Linked DNA regions of Homo sapiens: region 1 is linked to region 2. Evidence: chromatin loops called from intact Hi-C (ENCODE). Cell type or tissue: endothelial cell of umbilical vein. All regions are shown on one strand. Each heading gives the region's core, and the rest is flanking DNA. Links, peaks and the distances in the headings are about the cores only. Region 1 overlaps LOC105376558 (a long non-coding RNA gene). Region 2 overlaps BTBD10 (BTB domain containing 10).

What was found. A loop is a pair of places that touch in the nucleus more often than their neighbours do. Peaks named below come from ENCODE experiments on the same cell type or tissue, not always from the same donor. Only the 100,000 strongest peaks of a DNase experiment are listed, where the experiment ranks them.
Region 1: a loop joins it to region 2, with 2.5 times the contacts of the local background. A loop is called at or near these places in 1 of 110 quality-filtered maps.

Annotation. Positions count from the first base shown.
Region 1 is chr11:13,109,569-13,112,389 of GRCh38, forward strand. It overlaps LOC105376558 (a long non-coding RNA gene), which reads right to left. Exons shown (of 3, transcript XR_931043.1): 2 at 2,211-2,246; 3 at 1,935-2,052. Among named protein-coding and RNA genes, the nearest start is that of RASSF10, 100 kb to the left of the region's middle. RefSeq lists an enhancer at 1,662-2,162. In endothelial cell of umbilical vein, for the core only: no CTCF peak of the experiment used is centred there; a DNase peak (open chromatin) is centred at 1,673; H3K27ac peaks cover 1,477 bases.
Region 2 is chr11:13,438,808-13,441,628 of GRCh38, forward strand. The region is part of intron 2 of BTBD10 (BTB domain containing 10); the gene reads right to left. Among named protein-coding and RNA genes, the nearest start is that of BTBD10, 23 kb to the right of the region's middle. In endothelial cell of umbilical vein, for the core only: no CTCF peak of the experiment used is centred there; a DNase peak (open chromatin) is centred at 1,504; H3K27ac peaks cover 1,034 bases.

The DNA of each region.
Region 1 (2,821 bases), core at 215-2,714, 330 kb before region 2:
ACCCAATACTTTTCAACCTCTTCTGCCTCCTGTCCCACCCCTGCCCCAGGCACCTGGCTGGAAGGCTTGAGCCATTCCTATTAGGATTGGAAATGGAATGCTTCTGCTTCTGTCATGTCAATGGTTTAGTCTAGTTCCACATTAGAAAACTTGGGAATGTGGACAATTTATAGGGAAAAAGAAATTAGGACAGAATTCAAATAATTCCTCCATAGGCATTTGACTCATACTTGAATCATGTCCAGGTGTGGACCCTTTTGACTCACTGAGGCCACTAAAAAAATTCTTTCAGCTACACACATGACTTTCTGAGCCTGTGACCCTCTGTTGGAAACACATACAGGCTCCTCTATTCAATAGATTACAGTTTTAGCCTGGCATGGTGGCTCAAACCTATAATCCTAGCACTTTGGGAGGCCGAGGCAGGCAGATCACTTGAGATCAGGAGTTCGAGACCAGCCTGGCCAACATAGTGCAACCCCATCTCTACTAAAAATACAAAAATTAGCTGGGCATGGTGGCACACACCTGTAATCCCAGCTACTCAGGAGGCTGAGACAGGAGAATCGCTTGAACCTGGGAGGCAGACGTTGCAGTGAACTGAGATCATGCTATTGCACTCCAGTCTGGGCAACAGAGCAAGACTCCATATCTCAAAAAACAAAATAAATAAATAAATAGATTACAGTTTTAAAGGGAGTGCTTATCATCCACTCTGTCAGGTGCTTTCCATGAGTTACTTCATTAGTCCTCATACCCACCTCATACTCACTCATCAGGGAAGCAATCAGATTCATCTTCTAGATAAGAAAACTGAAGCTCAAAGAGATTAAGTAATTTGCCCAAGAGGTGAAGGCTGCTTTTGCATTGAGGTCTGTCTGGCCTAAAGCCTATACTTTCAGCAATTCTGCTATGTGACTTTTTCAAAGACAAGATATAGTGACTGGGTTTGGGGGAGCCATTAAGATCACTTAAAAAAAAAGCTTTACTTTAAAATAATTACAAATTCACAGAAAGTTGCAAAAAAAAAAAAAAAGTAGCCTTCATTCAATATCCCCAGTAGTAACATATTGCATAACTACAGCACAGCATCAAAACTAGGGAACTGACATTGGTACAATCCAGAGTTTATTTAGATTTCGCCAGTTTTACTATGAGAGTATTAGGGTTACTTTTAAAGTCAAATGAAGTTGGGAAGGGGCGGGACAAGAATTCACCTTTTGCAAGGTCCTTTGGAGTCCCGACTGCCCTAAATACTTTCACCCAAAGTCCTGGGTTACTTGAAACAGCAGCTCTGAAGAAGGAATGAATCAACAGATATAGAAATGTCCATTTTTGCTGTCATAGGTCGCAGGAAATGCTATATTCTCAAGGGAACTCATAGACTTTGTGTTTTTTAAATAGAGAGTGACCTGGTGAGAGTGCCTGAGTCTGCTTGTCTGGAGGCCTCTCAAATCCCTTGGGGCTACCTGAGGCCTGGCTCAGCCAAAATGCCTCTCTGCCCCCATTGTCTGTCTCCTGGCAGCTGGAGATAAGCGATAAGCCTGAGAGATGAAGCAGGATTGGAGTCTGAATCACTGCTTACCCATCAGGAGGTTTGAGGCTGTGAACCTGTCTGAATCACTGGCAGCCAACCAGGACAGTTTTATCTGGAAAAACTCTCCCCAGGACAGCCCCAGCCTGACTGAGGGAACAATGGCGGGAAATGGAGGCTCAGGCTTGGGTGTTAGGGCCCTGCCACCCACACTGCTTTGCACTGTTATTCCTGGCCAACGCAGAGATTTGCTGTCGCTCAGAGAGACACTGTGGGAAGAAGTGCAAATGAGGCTTGGAAATTAAAAGGAAGTGGTATGATGACAAAGAAAGTGATAGGAGATTGTTTTCCCAGCTTTAGAGATTTAATTATGAAAGATTCTGAGAACAGCCTCCCTGGATGTATAATGGTTGTTATCCCAGTAACTATGACAGTTCCTTGACCACCAGGCCAAATGTTGAAGCCACTTGGGGCTTAATTTTCTTGCCAAGATATTTCACTTCTGGATTTTAGAGATCCTGAAACACATGAGAAATTAGACCTTACAGTTAAGTAGACAAACATACATCACCCTTTGGTGTGGTCTTGGTCTTTGGCCCCTTTCCTTCTGTCATGTAAATCTAGTTACTCATCTTTAACCCTGGGACAGTGGGTGGGGGCAGAAAAAGTGTGATACCTTTCCTTCCCATAGTCAGGGCCATGGCCGATGCTCCTACAACAAAAAACGGGTTAACAAGAGAAAAGCGTGACAGATTTGCTTAATCAAAGTTTTATGTGATACAAGAGGATTCAGAAATGAAGACCCAAAGGCACCGTACTTTGGGGTATCGTGTTCTGAGCCCCGACAGTAGGCAATCTGCTTAGATTGACAGTTTGTTCTTAGTGTGCTCAGATTGGTTTCTAGAAATGACTGGTTGTTTTACCAAATGCTCAAAAGCTCTCAGTTATGGTTGTGTTCCCCCAAAATTCATAGTTGAAGCCCTAAGGTGCAGTGCCTTAGAATGCGACCTTATTTGGAAATAGGGTCAGTGCAGATGTAAGCACTCAAGATCAAGTCGTACTGGAGTAGGGTGGACCCCAATCCAATATGACTAGTATCTTTAGAAAAAGAGGGAATTTGGACACAAACACACACACACACACAAACAGACAGTGTTATGTGAAGATGAAGGCTGAGTGCACGGTGATGCTTCTACAAGCCAAAGAATGTCAAAGACTGCCAGAAAACCACCAGAAGCTAGGAGAGGGGCAACCCTGCTGACACCTTGATCTCAGACTTCTTGACTC
Region 2 (2,821 bases), core at 280-2,779:
CTTAAAAGAATCAGCACAACCTGGGGAAAGTATCCTATAAAGTATAAGATTAAAAGGTCTAGCTTGAGATTCTGCTTTTATAACTCTATTTAATAAGCTGACAAAAACATTTCTGGACCCTAAACCACAAAAAAAGTCAATACAAGATACCACGAACAGAACTATATAAATAAGTCATGACAACCATAAGATGACCATTCAAACTTTTAGAAATTAAATGGGGGAAATTAAAAGAACTTCCTGACACTTCAAGGAAAGAATGTTATAAACCATATAAATACATTAAAAACAAAGTAAATGTAAAATGCTGTATATCCCAAATGTCCAAAAAAATTAAGGATCAGCAGGATAAGGGTAATAAAGAGAGAAGGAAAAAAACCATTAGTCAAAATGTTTTAAATTGTTGTAAAATTTCCTAATAAAGTGAGCAATATCACCTGTTAAGATTTAAAATCTCACAGGAAAAACCATTATCCTTATTTAGAAATTTTGTCTGGTTGAAAATTTATACTCACTAATCCAAAACCTCAGTGGCAGTAGTTAGATCATCTATTCAGTTTCTGGGTTCTTTGACTTGAAAGAAAGTCACTTTAACCAATTAGAGCTTTATCATTTAAGTACATTCAGTTCTGTAAAGTACTATATATAAATGGTTCAGTTAATCCTTAGTTCATTCAAATGTAAAAATATATTCAATTCCTTCTTTAGAAAATTTCAATTATTTCATTTATCTTGAATTTTATTTTCAAATAAATCAAAAATATTATTGCAAAATTACTCTCTCCTTAAATAAATTTTTAATGATATTCATAAAAAACAGTACCAAACACAATGCATTCTCAAGTTACTTGAAATAAAACACAAAGCATCAAACCCACGAAAACAATAAAAACATATTTCATTTATTTTAAGTAACTTGCCATTAAACTGAAAATCAGACATATGATCTTTATCTTTAGTCATGTAAATGATCATAATGAAACAAAGGTCACACATATCCCTCTCAATCTTTCTTTCAAATTCATATATGTAAATAATTATAACCCAGAGATATCATGTAATAAATGAATACACACCTTCCTTTAGTATATGCCAAGGTAGACACACAAAAACAAGAAAAAAATTTTGAAATCAGAGTATAAAGGGACTCTGCTCTTTCAAACAATGAAGCACTGAAAGCCAGGTCAGCATCCTTGGGCATTACTAGGAAACTTTAGCACATCTGATATTTCCATCATCTTCAAGATTCCTCTGAACAATCAGAAAATTCCCCAGTCTCCCCCTACCTCACCTGTCCATAGACTTCCTTTAGCTTCCTCCCTCTACTGTGTAATAATGCTGTTGCAATATTTAGGCTTTAAATATTCAGAGATACAACCCCCTCTACATATTAATTCAGTTTATTTTCTCACAGACACTGACTCAGCCGTGGGTTGTGCAGCACTGACGTTTCTAACAAAACAGCATCGTGTGAGCTGTGATCGTCCCATTTCTCCATCTCTGAGCAGTGATTGGATATTGTAATTGATAGACAGGCATAACAAAACGCAGGAGTTGAGGGCTTAGAGATATGTAGATATGTTGCCAAATGCCATCTGTAAAGCTAATTCTAGCTCTGCCAGCTTGCCAGGGTTTAGAAAACTGGGATACAGCTAACTTTCTTTTTCCTTTCAAAATTTTATTGTGTATCCATTCTGGGCAGTAAAGCTCTTTAAAATCAAAGAGAAAATATTATTGTACTTAATTAAGAATCCACTCAAGAACTATTCTTTAAAGCAACCAAACTTTTGCATTTCTAAACTGCTGCTAGGGCTATGAAGTGACTTAAAAGGGAAACTGGAATGTTCAGACTTTATGCAGTCTCAGGAGAAACGAGCATGCGTACTTCCATGTGGGAATGAAACCTTGCGGCATAGTCTATACTGAATGTATGATGCATTTATCTTTAGTAACCTGAGTGGACTGCAGACCTGAGTTTTATATGGTCATATTCCACCCAATTCAAATATTTAAGAGCTTTTAGTGTATCATCTATCTAGACATTTTAACCTTCTTATACAGAAAAAGTGCTTTTCTTTTTCTTTTTTAAATAGCAAAAGCTCCTCTAATTCATAATTTAAAAAGAAGTTGTCACAAATTCAGGCCAAATACATTTCAACTGAAATGATCTTTAACATCTTCAGCAGGCTACCAAACTGTTCTATATGGATATCATACAAGTATATAACTATGCAACTCTATATATAACTATACAACTACTCACCCAGAAACAAGTTGAGCAACTTATAAACAAATTCAGTAATTTTTAAACTAATTTTAAACCAATTCAGTAAATTTTAAACAAATTCAATCATATAGACCTGCTGAGAGATCATAGGCACCCTAAAAGTCCATCCATGTTCAGACTAGTTTCTTTAACTGTAAACAAATTTTTAAAAGAGATATACATCTACATTCAAAAGAAAGTTTAAAAAAGAAAGCACCTTTTACTGAATATTCCCAACACAAAAAAAGATAAATATTTGAGATGATGGACATGCTACTTACTCTGATACGATCACTATATGATACACATATCACTAGGTACCCCATAAATATACACAATTATGTGCCAATTTTTAAAATTTTTTAATCTTTTGAAAAAAGAAGGAAAATGATCAGAAATAAAATATAATAATTAAATGATTTTTTAAAGTACCTAAAGTTGTTTAGATAGAACAGAAACCATAAGGCAATGCTCTCAAACTCTCAAACCTTAATGGTAAATACACATTAGATAGTAACTGTTGCTGTTACTTTTATAAATCAAATAATTTATTTT